Linked DNA regions of Mus musculus: region 1 is linked to region 2. The links are chromatin contacts, found by Hi-C in ENCODE. All regions are on one chromosome and are shown on one strand. Each heading gives the region's core, a stretch centred on a gene start or an enhancer-like site at or near the end of the contact. The rest is flanking DNA. Distances are from core to core; before and after follow the strand shown. Region 1 overlaps Armc2 (armadillo repeat containing 2). Region 2 holds the start of BC048559 (cDNA sequence BC048559).

Region 1 (6,096 bases), core at 1,607-4,106, 190 kb after region 2:
TTGGTTCTAACGTCTATGTGGGTCATGGCGTGACGAAGAAGATTCAGTTTGAAGTGGCTTCAGGAAAGGAAGAGTTAATACTGTCACAATGCCTCTCTCCCTGCTGGATGGAAAAGGGAGGGGGTGGTTCCTGGCAGTAGCAGTGCCAACTGAAGGATGGCATGCGAGATCAACAAACGGGGACGACAGATTGCGCCGTTTGCAGCACCCAGCTCCCACCACCTGCTCCCCTCACTGTTTCTGTCCTTTGACTGTGGCGTCTTTTCTTCCCACCTCTTGAAAATATGTTTTCCAGGGAGCCAGGAGCACAAAATAGGCCAAAACAGAAGCAGTCTCGTGGAAGGCTGTTCCTGCACCTGCGCTTGCGTGGCTCAGCCACAGTCCTGAGACTGGAAGCTAGGGAAGGGTCTCTGTGAGACCATAGCCTCATTTTAAGTGGCCTGCGCTCTCATTCCTGCCCTGAAGAGTCTCCCCCCACCACCAAACCAGAGCTGCACAGAGGTTATCTACTGCTGCCCTGACCAACCCACCTGAAGTATACAAAGTAGTTCTTAGCTAACAAGACAAATCCCATAAACCCTTATAGAGAATATCACAAGAAAGTCAGGTGTAATGCCACTCGCCTTTCATCCCAGCACTTGGGAGACAGAGGCAGGAGGATCTCAGAGTTCGGGGCCAGTCTGCTCTACATAGTGAGTTCCAGGACAGCCAAAGCTACAAGTGAAACCTTATCTCGAAAAACAACAACAAAAAAAAAAACAAAAACAAAAAACCCAACAAAATACATCGCGAATGACAAATGACCAGGTTCACAGACCCGCAATCTCACCATAGAAGCAGTTCCTTCAACACATGGCTCTCCGTCTCTTACTCTTCCCCAGTCCCTGAGAACAGCACTCCACTCTCACAATATTTTTTTAAACCAACACATCGGTGCACACTCACACAATGACATGGTTTTGAAATAACAAAATGAAAAGGGATCTGGAGAGGCTTTCAACGTCCCTGAGAAGGCAGAGTAACCAGTTCATACGGACTTCCTAGTTTTGCTGAAAATGGAATGATCAGCAGCTATAGCCAACCAGAACACAGACCAGCAGCACACTCCCGTAAGAAGCCGACCTTCCTCTAGGAAGCCAGCCATGTCCTCCTCCTGGCAGCATGGTACGCCCTAACAGACATGCACTTTGCTAAGACATCATGGGCCCCACAAGTTGTAAATAAATGGCTTTAACTATGGAAGGACACAGAAGAGGACACTGTTATACAGAATGGTCTGTGACCAGCTCCAGGGCATTAGCAACAGCAGGAGCTACTATGGGAGCTACCTTCTTCCATCTGAGGGATATTGGCCTAAAGCCAACAAGAGATTGCCACCCCCACCCTGACGTACGGAAACTGAGGCTTCTGGAGACTGAAGGACACGGTGAGGGGCACTCAGGGCCTGTCTGAGCATGCTAATGCACTTCAATACCTCATTCCCAACTACCCTCAACCTCCAATGTCCCACAGACTTGAGGCATTTTTCAGGGGGCGGGGGTTTAAGACAGGGTCTCTCCACATAGCCCTGTATGGCTGCAAACTCACAGAGATCTGCCTGTTTCTGCCTTCTGAGTACTGGGATTAAAGGCCTGCACCGGGCATCTTTGACCCTTCACCAACCTCTCAAACTGGTTGCCTCACTTCTCTTGTGAAAGGCGCCCCTGGTGGCCGGTCTGTGCACTGCAGGAGGAGACTTGGAATCTCTTCATCTCAGGAGCAGAGCAATCTCCTCTGCTCAAAAGCATCCACTGCCTGTCCCCTCACCCTAAGGAGCATCCAACTCAGCCATCTGCCCCGTGTGACTGATAGTGCTTTACCACCCACAGGCAGCCAGAGTGGACACATGATTCTCACACGGCACCCTAAAATAGTCCCCGTGCATGATGCTGACCACAGGCAAAGGACTGATGTCAAGCTGTCACAGAAGGAATAAACTATGTTCCACAGACTCCTCATACTTAGGAGACAACTCCTATCCAGCCTAGGAAAACATTTTAGAAGGACCTTTAAGAATTAAGTTAAAGGGGGTTGAAAATTTAACACTCCCCATGCCCTTAACCAGAAAATTAATCAAGACACCCTGTTTTAAACTGGCTAAAACTGCCTGCATCTTAGAGTTGAGTTAGGATTTCCAGTTTGCTTTATCCGACTTTCCACCCTTAAATAAAACCTAAACATTTGAGTTTACAGGTGGCTAAAGAATAAAAGTCACCAAAGGCAGGCTGCAGACTTCTGAGAAAATACTGATTTACCTATCCTATCAGCACTGGCGGCGGGTTGACGGTTAGCCTGAGAGAATACATATTCATTCATTCATATATATATATATATATATATATATATATATATATAATCAGACCAATCTGAGAGACCACAGACTCAAAACTGCAGACCTAAGCAGACCATTCTGAAGGCAGAGATGACCACCTACCCACCCATCCAACTGCCAACCCAGCCACCCTATCAGCAATTATTCACTGAGTACCCACACTCCACACCTCTGAATGTGGCTCCCCCTCAAAAACACCAGGGCAACAGTTAGACTTTTACTGCGATGGGTTCTTTTTTAAGGCACAGACATAAAGGCATTTGGGCTCTGAGCTGAGTGGGGGAAGAGCCCGTTCCACAAGGACAAAAACAGTGGGAGCTGGAAAGAATGAGCAAGCTTCGGCCCACTGAGCCTGCCCGGTCAGGGGTGCAGAACGAGGGCAAGGCTGAACAAGGAGCTCACTCAGCCAAATGCTCTCACTTGCTCGCCTGCCTGCTCGCTCGCCCAGCACCGCTGGGAATGTGCCTGCAGAGAGGCTGGGAAGGCAGCCAAAGGGCACACTCCTGCCAGGGAGGAGGCAGAGAGCCAGTGGAAGCAAGTTGCCACACAAAGACACCAGGGGAAAGGGGTGGAGGGCTCTTCCTAACCAATCCAGCACAGTTGCTAAGAGGATGTGAGGAAGGGAGGGTGGGTTATCTCTGCGCGGCTAAATGCCTGGCCCAAGTTAGAAACATGGGGAGGGTGGGACGCTCTGCTTGCCGCCCCATCTCCAGCCATTCCAGGTCTCTCTCTTCCTGCAACAGGATGTCGGAGCTGTCCAAATCAGAGCTCATGCTGCATGCCTGGCTGGAGGGGTGGCTCACCCTCCAGGTCTGAGTGGAACTATGCAGAACAAGAGGCTGACTTTAAAAATACAGCACAAGAAGGGCCAGTCTGGTGATGCCGGACCCTGCTTGCCAAGCTTTGCCTGTCATCCCGCCGCATTTAGTAGCTCTGTTTAGAAAAGGAGAAAGAAAGAAATCTGCCCTGTCCAAAAGTGGGAGAGCTGGAGAGGCGGAGGAGGATCCGTGGTGACGGGGCGGCTAATGTAGATAAGGATTGTTCTTTGTGAACTTCGTGTGACCTTTGTAAAAGGCTGCCCCTTACATAAGTCTTATTTCAGGCATTTTCTACCAGAGTTCTTGCCCAGTAGATATTTACAGAAGAGATGGGGAAAATCCCTTTATGTTCTTCCAAAATTCAAACCCACACATACTGTGATGGGCTTCTAAATGTAGTAGTGCTGACATCAGAGGCACCTCAGAAGCTAGCCCTGCCTCAGCACCACAGCTTGCTCCTTCTCCCTTATTAAGCCCATCTGTTTGCACATTTGGTTTGTACCAAATGCAATTTACACCATAAAGCAGACAATATGTGCCTAGTGCTTAAATGAGATCTACCATTTAATTGGATCTTGATAGGAATTCTTACCTAAACTGGAAAGTGTGGCTTTGAATGGAGTTGATGGCAACTGTTTTCTGTCTCAGTTTTGTGCCCATTGAGACCTGAGCTACAGATTGTCTTAGCACTTGTACATAAGTTGAGAACTCGCTTGTTGCCCCTGTGGAAGTCTATTCTGAAAACTTCTGTAGAGCCCCACCCCCACCCCTGCCCACACCCCCAGAGAAATACCACATACAAACTCAGCTCACTTCACCCAGGGCTGGGAGTAAGATTTGTTGTCAACAGAAATAACACACCACTCTCAAACATGTCTGCTGCAAACTTACGAAGTTCAGATGTGGCTAAACACACATTTACACACATCTGTGCTCTTTCAAAGGGAAAATCTACAGGAACATTGGACCGTTTTAATGACATTTAATGTGCTTGTCTCATGCAACAAATCAAGAGCTGGGGGCTTGGCTAGCTAACTGTGGTCCATGAGATTTCCCCCCGGGCAGGTCCTTCTGAAGGTCCCAAGGGCCCCACCTCATTCCTCCCTCATGGGCTACTCTGATTGGTGCTGCATGCCTGCCAAGGATGGCAGCTGGTCCCAGGACAACTTGTTTTGACAAAAGTCTGGCAGAGAACATTGGGAGAAGAGTCTAACACAACGTAACATAACATCTTGTTTTCCCTGAGAAATTGTCTCTGTAGCTAGGGAGAGCTCAGTGGGAGAGCACATGTTTAATGTGACACCAACCCCCCTTCCACCTCCACGGGCACACACTTACACACACACACACACACACACACAGAGAGAGAGAGAGAGAGAGAGAGAGACAGAGAGACAGAGAGACAGAGACAGAGAGACAGAGAGACAGAAAGACAGAGACACAGAGACAGAGACACAGAGAGAGACAGAGACACAAACACAGACACAGAGATAGAGACAGAGACAGAGAGCAAACAGGTCAAAAATTGTCAGCTGCCCAAGCAAAAGCAAGGAGGCAGCCCAACATTCACTGGAGAAGCTCATAGCTGGTCTTGGCTGGTCTTGTCAGTTGTTCCCTTCTTTAACATGCTTACCCTACGTCATGGTGACCTGAGTTAGCACTTGAGACCCCTGGAGGTTCATCTCAAAGTCACTTCATACACACTGAAGGACGCGTCTTAGGGAACCACCTCATTTGTGTTACAGGTTCTCCCAGCTGCAGCTCAGCACAAGCTCGGGCAGGAGTTTCTTAGAGACGGACTCTCGGGTCCCACCCCAGACCTCAGCCAGAACCAGCCAGGGTGAGGCCCAGCAACCTGCATCCCCAAAGCTTCCCGAGAGATTCATTCCAGTGTGGAGCCTGGGATTAAACTGAGAAACCTCTGTTGTCCTTTTTATTGTATGGCTTTACAAAAACACACAAATTCGTATTCCTCCTGGGTCATCCTCACAGCAAGATGTGTAGAGATTAAAAGTGAAGGCCACCCACCCCCTTGTTCATTTTCAGCACACTCAGAAAAGCCTGCTCTAAATGCTCAGTCACACTTAACAGCTGTAAGGGCAGCGATAGGTCAGATGCTTGCTTTGGGTACTCGATCATGTAATTTCTCTCCTTTTTCCCCTTTAACAAAAACAACAGCAGATGGGGAAGAGATATTTCACATCTCCCATCAGCAGTGAGTCCGGTACAGGATTTCCCCCTCAGTGTGCTGTGGAAGTAACTGGCCACAGCTTCCTGTGTAGCACTCTGCCCCCTGATAACATCACTTTGTGTGTGCGTGTGTGGAGGGGGGGCAGGGTATAGGTGACATTTGTCAGTATGAAGCTTTTTTTTTGTTTTGTTTTGTTTGGGGGGGGGTCTCATGTAGCCCAGGCTAGCATCTAACTCATGATCCCCCTGCCTCAGCTTCCTCAGAGCTAGGACTAGAGGTATATGTTTCAATTTTAGAATCTACAGTCTTGAAAATCACAACAGGCTCACACTAGTAAGCCCAGCACGAATAGTATTGGTCAGTGCCAGCCTGGTGGGTTCCATGATAGCCTAGGTTTCATAGCAAGACCACGTGACCAACAGAGAAAGAAAGAGTGGGGGGAAAGGGAAGGAGGGAGGGAGAAAGAGAGAGAGAGAGGGAGAGGGAGAGAAGGACAGAGGGAGGGAGGGAAAAAGAGAGAAAGAAAGAGAAAAAGAGATGATAGATTGATTTAAAACACACACACAATTATAAATGGCAGTGTGATGTCACGTTAACACGGCTCTTGTCAATGAGCCAAGTTGTCCCCAGTGTGAAGGGTGACACGTCTCCATGTTGGTGTTGCTGAGAGAACACAGTGGGCACTCAGGGCAGCCCTCTCTCAGAGGATTAGAAAA
Region 2 (6,059 bases), core at 2,556-5,055:
TTGTTTGTTTTTTTCTCACAGTTTCTATGACAGAAGAGCAGAGGCAGCTGAGGCAGCTCCCTGGGCTGACTGTTCAGACTGTAAACTCTGGCCACCCCACATGTCCGAGAACCTCGGTCCTTTCACCTTTCTTTTGTTTAATCAGCTCCTGGTGTGCGAGGTTCCTCTCGTTGGTCTCCTCCTCTAGGGCCTTCTTATACTGCGCTGCTTCTCTGGACAGAAGGTTCAGGTTGTCTTCAGCCTGTGTCCTCTCCAGCTCGAGACGACGAATCTTTTCCTGGAGAGTTTTTAATGCTGAAACAAGTGCTAGCGAAAAGAAATGTGCTCGATGTTTTAAGTGAAACTCTTTGAAAACGGCTACCATAGTAACCTGGGTAAGAGTAAACCAGGAGCAGGGCACGTTTGCTTACCAGTAACCAGTAAATATGCTGTAGTGTTTAATTATATAACTAACTATACACATATTCACATAAATATACGCATATGTTATGTATGGTAAATGAAATGATAAAATAAATATATTTACATATAATATAAATAATAAGAATGATAGTACAAAGGTATACATTTCCTATGGTGTACCTTATAAAAACAATAATCTACTACTAGAACACGTGATTTCTAAGACTGAACCACAAGGAACTTATCAGGATGATTATTATTTCCAGACGCACGTCCTTCAACTAATGAGTGTGGTAACTGAGGTCTAAAGTTGTCCTCACATTCTCACCATTTTTGTTCCTTGTCCCAGCAGTAATACTAAAGATCAGGACACGCGAGGCGGGACAGCTTTTCCATGGATCAGACAAGTGCTAGGCTCGTGCACCTGGGCTTGAAGTCTACAAGGAGCATGTTTGCTACTGTGATTTTTACTTAGCTATACTGGTGTCTTCATGATGCAGATAAATTTAGAGTTAGCAGTTTTTCAAATGTGATTTTACATTTTCTATTAAGTTGTGATTTTAAATGATAAACCTAGATCTGAGTGGAATATCAATTATTCAGTTAGTAGTACATATAGTTAGGACAATGTGTGCTGGGACTTTTGTTTGCTCTCTATCTGACACCGGTAGCTGGCCCACTGCTCTGGATTACTTTCTTATGGTTTGTAAACTCAACAGAATTCATTTATTTACTAATGTCATGGAGCTGGCTTGTTTCTGTCAACCTGACAGACACAGCCCGAGTCATCTGGGAAGAGGGAATTTAAAATGAGAAGAAGCCCTCTACCAGGCTGGCCTGTGGTGCATTTTCTGGATTTATAATTGATGTGGGAGGGCCTGGCTCGCTGTGGGCAGCTCTGTTCCTGAACTGGTCATCCTGGTGCTACAAGAAAGCAGGCTGAGCAGGCATGAGGAGTAAGCAAGTGAGCTGCATGTCTCCGGCCTTGAGTCTGCCCGGGCTGCACTCAGTGGTGAGTGGAAACAAATCCTTTCCTAACCACTTAGTTTTATAATCACAGCAATAGAAATCCTAAGACAGCAACCATTATTACAGATTTTCTTTTGAAGGGTGATAATCAGATCTTACAAAGTAATTTGTAAACTATAAAATATCTCTGGAGTCCTATTTTCTAATTCAATTTTGAGGTTGTCTTAGGTTTATGTTTAAAACATTGCAATAGTCATTTTCTATAGTTACTTGGCTATGAAGGCTTTCTAAGGGATTTTCAAGGACAATTTTGAATATGTGTGAATTCTGACTGCTGTCTGAATATGATATGATTCCAGTGGCATTCTGATTATCTAGGTCAGAAGGATTCCAACTCTAGATTTTTATTCTCTCTTTTACTGATATATTTATTTACCTTTTTTATTTTTATGTGTACATCGAGTGTGTGTGGGTGTGCATGTGCCATGGCGCACGCACACAGAGGTCTGAGGACAACACACCAGCACCAGTTCCCCACCAGGTAGCTGCTTAATGCATCCTTAGCCACTGAGCCATCTCTCTATTAGTAGTCCCTTGGATTTTTATTTTATTTCCAAATTGACAAGAAACCTAATAGAAAAAGAACCTCGTTTATAAGTAGAGAGCAATCTTGAGAGGTAAGAAGAGCAGAAAGTGCTCCTCAGTGAAAGTGCCATCCTCTGAAGCCACCAAGACCAACATCACAGTCATGTGACTGAGATAAGAAATGGAGACTCATCTTCAGCCTGGTCTGCATGCCTTCTTAGGAAACCTTCCCAGGTCAGCTAACTCCAAAGAGTGCAGTGTCATGGGGCACAGAGAGCTCTGGGCACGAAGGATGCGCAAAGCCTGGAGTATGGCGGCCCAGACAGTGGGCTCTCTTGTGCACAGCCTGTGTCATGGCACCTGCCTGGACAGGGAGGAAGGAGTGTGTCTGAGGCTATAGAGTGAGACCCTGAAAGAAAAGAAAAACCTAAACAAAAACTGTAGTTTATCACTTTACCTATAGTAGTAAAACTTTATTCTTTGTTTGTTTGAGGCAGGATTTCTCTATTTGTGTAGACTAGGCTGCCTCAAACTCATAAAGATCTACCTGCCTCTACGTCTCGAGTGCTGGGGTGAAAGGCATGTGGCACCACTCCTCTGGCCTTTAATTTTTACCCCTAAAAGAGTAGTTTTCTGTTTTCAAAGACACTTTTATTATAATTGTATAATATTTATTAGCTTGTTGCACTAATCTGTAGCTTATAGCTGAAGAAACAACTATTTTTAGGACTGGTGAGTGACATATGTAAGCTCCCAGGGAACAGCAGTAGCCTCGTGATTAACAGTTGTGTGACTACTCAAAACACAATCACAGCACTTTCTATAAAACTACAGGAAGGGTACTTCCATGCCATGCCCCGCTCCTGACTTTCTGTAAAGTTTGATATTAACAACATTACCTTGGTTGTTTGGACTATTAAACATTTTAGGAGGGGTCCCAGGGTGGCAATTCTGAAATGCTTCATTTTGCGTGAATGATGGAAGATGCATTCTTTCTGGAGGGTTAAGATAGCTCCCAACCATACTCTGTGATAATTCAGAATCCATTGTCTGTGGGAAACAGAAAGACAGGGTGTGGTGTTACTGATCCCATCTGAAGGACAGATACCTCACACACTGATGGACACAGCACATAGCTGTTAGCAATACACTACCCAGATGTACATTTACAAACTTAACTATTACTACAACGTCAACTGGTTAAACTCAGCAGTAATAAAGCAGCTATTTGTTGTGTAAGCAAGTAAGCAAGTAATGAGCAGGTGACATAAATACCCGTTTTCCCAGGGGTTCCTAAGTTACATATACCCTAACCACAAAAATTTGAGTCTAGGATTTTACGTATATACTCAGAGACCATGCAGATTTTCACCAGAGCCATTAACTCTAGTCTTTCATAGTACTACTGGACATGGCAGATGGGCTTCCAAGGAAAGTCTGCATATGTCAGACTCCCAAATCTAATCCTTGATAAACACACTTCCACTTAGTGAACCTCCATTCTACTCATCTGCTGTGAACCACGGAATGCTAGCTGGTGTTATTAACTCACAGACACACTGGAGGAAATGAGGTAATATTTGTTAACAAGTAACTCCCACTGGCACAATTCTAAGCCAGAAAGCTTTTTATAAACGTAACTGAAGAATGCCATTATAAAGATACTATATATATTTTTTTTAATTTCTGCATTACATTATTTTCTGTGACTTCAGGGCTTTCCGGTTAAAAAGGCAAAATCTGGCTTCTCTCCATGATTGTATTCCTAAGAAGGGCAAAGGAGATGCTTCTAGAATTTTCTACTGTAGCTTCTAGAATTTTCTACCTCAGCTATCGCCATGACAACCTCATTTGCCTAAGTGAGGCAGGTTGGCAAACACCCAGGCTCTGCTCTGACTGTAACTGGCTACCACCTACTGAGCATGTCTCCATCCTCTTGGCTATGGCTGGGCAGACATTGTCTCTCCTGTGTGTGCGGGCTAATTCCCTCAACGCAAGATACTAAGTCATGGCTGGCTCATCACACTGGCTCGCTATGAAGTGGAGTCTACTAGAGTCCCCAGAGTATGTAAGTTCTGAAGACTGATATGTATCTTTAGACAGAAGGAGGCAGGTGAGACTCTCCTCAAAACACTGGAGTCATTCAGTATAATGCTCCCTTCTAAGTTCCTGGCTTGCCCTCCATTAATGGGCTAGGAAAAAAAAATTATGTCAGTTTCTACACAATTTGGAAAATGAAGACTCCTCTGACCCAAGTAAAATATATTTCACAAATCAGATTTTGGCACAAAATTAAAGATTAGGAGCGGTGGCACACTTATTTTATCCTGGCACTTGGAAGGCAGAGACAGGCAGAATTTGAGGCCAGCCTGGCCTACAGAATGAGTTCCAGGACATCTAGGGTTAGACAGAGAAACCCTGTCCAAAAAAAAAGTTCAGGGGAAAGAACACTTATCCACTATATACAAAGCCTGAGTTTGATCCCTAGCACCACAAAACCAGGGCCTTTGATCCCTAGCACCACAAAACCAGGGCCATGCTATACCTTTAGAATCCCAATCCCAACACTAGAAAGGGTGATACTGGAGAATAAAGAGTTCAAGGTCACACTCTGCTACCTGCGGAGTTCAGGGCCAACTTGGGTTACAGGAAATCTTGTCTCAAACAACAAGCAACAAAACACACTGGCATAGGTTTATTGTTGATAAAAATCATGACTACTCAGAAGACTGTCAATAATGAGACTTGCTTGTAATTCATGTCAAGTAGATACAAACAGCAACAAACTATCTGTAGAATGAAAGTAAAGCTCTGTGAGATGGCTGGGGGTGTGGGGGTGTGATACTTGTTGCGTAAACCTGAATTTAATCCTCAGAATCCAATTGAAGGCACATGGAGAGAAAAACCACCCATAAAGGTATCCTCCAGCATCTACACATACTCCCCCCCACCCCCCAATAAATAACTTCTTTAAAAGAGGACACGAGAAAAGCCAGTTACTATGGTTTGGATCATAATTTCCCAAAAGGGCCCATAAGCTAAGGGCTGGCTTCCTTTAGGAGGAAGACTCTAGTACAAGGGAGCTTTAGGGCCCACTTCCAAGGTGATGACAAGCTGCCTGTCCTCTTTCTGTTTTCAGCTGTTACTAACGGGCCTCCTCTGCAATGTGACTTCTATGCAATGCTATCTTTCAATGCTAGCTAGGGATAGCTAGCCAACCACACAGAAACCATGAGCCATGATACCCCACTCCCCCAACCACCCATCCCCAATCCCTAGTCATCTCACTACGTAGCAATGACTGGTCTAAAACTGTTATGTAGGTCAGGTTAATTACGGGCAAGCACCATCAGGCCCAGCCATCTTTCCTGATAAACTGATGACCTCAGTATTTTGTCAGCACAACACAACAGGCTCTGGTTGACAAGTTCCCACTGTAGTGTGGGTTCTTGCTTACAACGTGCTCCTGTGCTGTAATCAAGCACACATACCTAGCAGCTGTTTGTTTACAGAAACAGCTGAGCAATCCTAGGAGGAAAACTCTCTGGTGGAAGACAAACAACTACAAAGTCTCACCTAAAAGCCAAAGCCCTACTTGGTTAGGGAAAGGTGTGGCTCTGAACTGCATATAGTCAGGTCATTCTAACCTTCTCTAGTTCATGGGACCTAAGGAAAGAGGAAGAGTGAGGGAAGAGAAGCAAGGCGAGGTAGGGAGAGTGGGAAGATGCACCTATAAGCGACATATTCACAAGTATCTCTATGAGAAGTTTCTGAAAACAATGGAAAAGCATTTTGTATGGCAAAGGGCAGAGCTACCTAGCATCACTAAAAGGACCTTAGACACCAGGGAGATGGCTCAGCCATTAAAATACTGCTCCTGAAGAGGATAAGAGTTCTGTTTCCAGCACCCACAATGGGCACCCTATAAACAACTACCTGTAACTCCTGCTCCAGAGGGATCCAACACCTCTGGCCCCTCACATACCTGCATTCATTTGCATATACCCACACATATATGTATTTTAAAAATATTGAACAAGAGAACAACACACAATAGACTCCAGCCGTGAAAGGCACCAAGGGAACCTAGTGAATTTTGTAGA

Evidence for each region. A loop is a pair of places that touch in the nucleus more often than their neighbours do.
Region 1: a loop to region 2 is called in a map of left cerebral cortex, with 2.7 times the contacts of the local background. The contact joins the enhancer-like site here to the promoter of BC048559 in region 2. A Hi-C loop is called at or near these places in 1 of 37 maps with a recorded cell type or tissue (left cerebral cortex).

The regions. Positions count from the first base shown.
Region 1 is chr10:41,931,972-41,938,067 of GRCm38, forward strand. The region is part of intron 12 of Armc2 (armadillo repeat containing 2); the gene reads right to left. Among named protein-coding and RNA genes, the nearest start is that of Gm33058, 24 kb to the right of the region's middle. Within about 2 kb of position 2,857, at least 3 of the 3 ENCODE cell types and tissues checked have a DNase peak (open chromatin) inside an H3K27ac peak, as active enhancers do; they include left cerebral cortex, where a contact is called at or near this core.
Region 2 is chr10:41,742,916-41,748,974 of GRCm38, forward strand. It overlaps BC048559 (cDNA sequence BC048559), which reads left to right and starts at 3,806. Exons shown (of 4, transcript NR_152819.1): 1 at 3,806-4,024. It overlaps Cep57l1 (centrosomal protein 57-like 1), which reads right to left. Exons shown (of 11, transcript NM_001243074.1): 3 at 2,856-3,006; 4 at 127-306.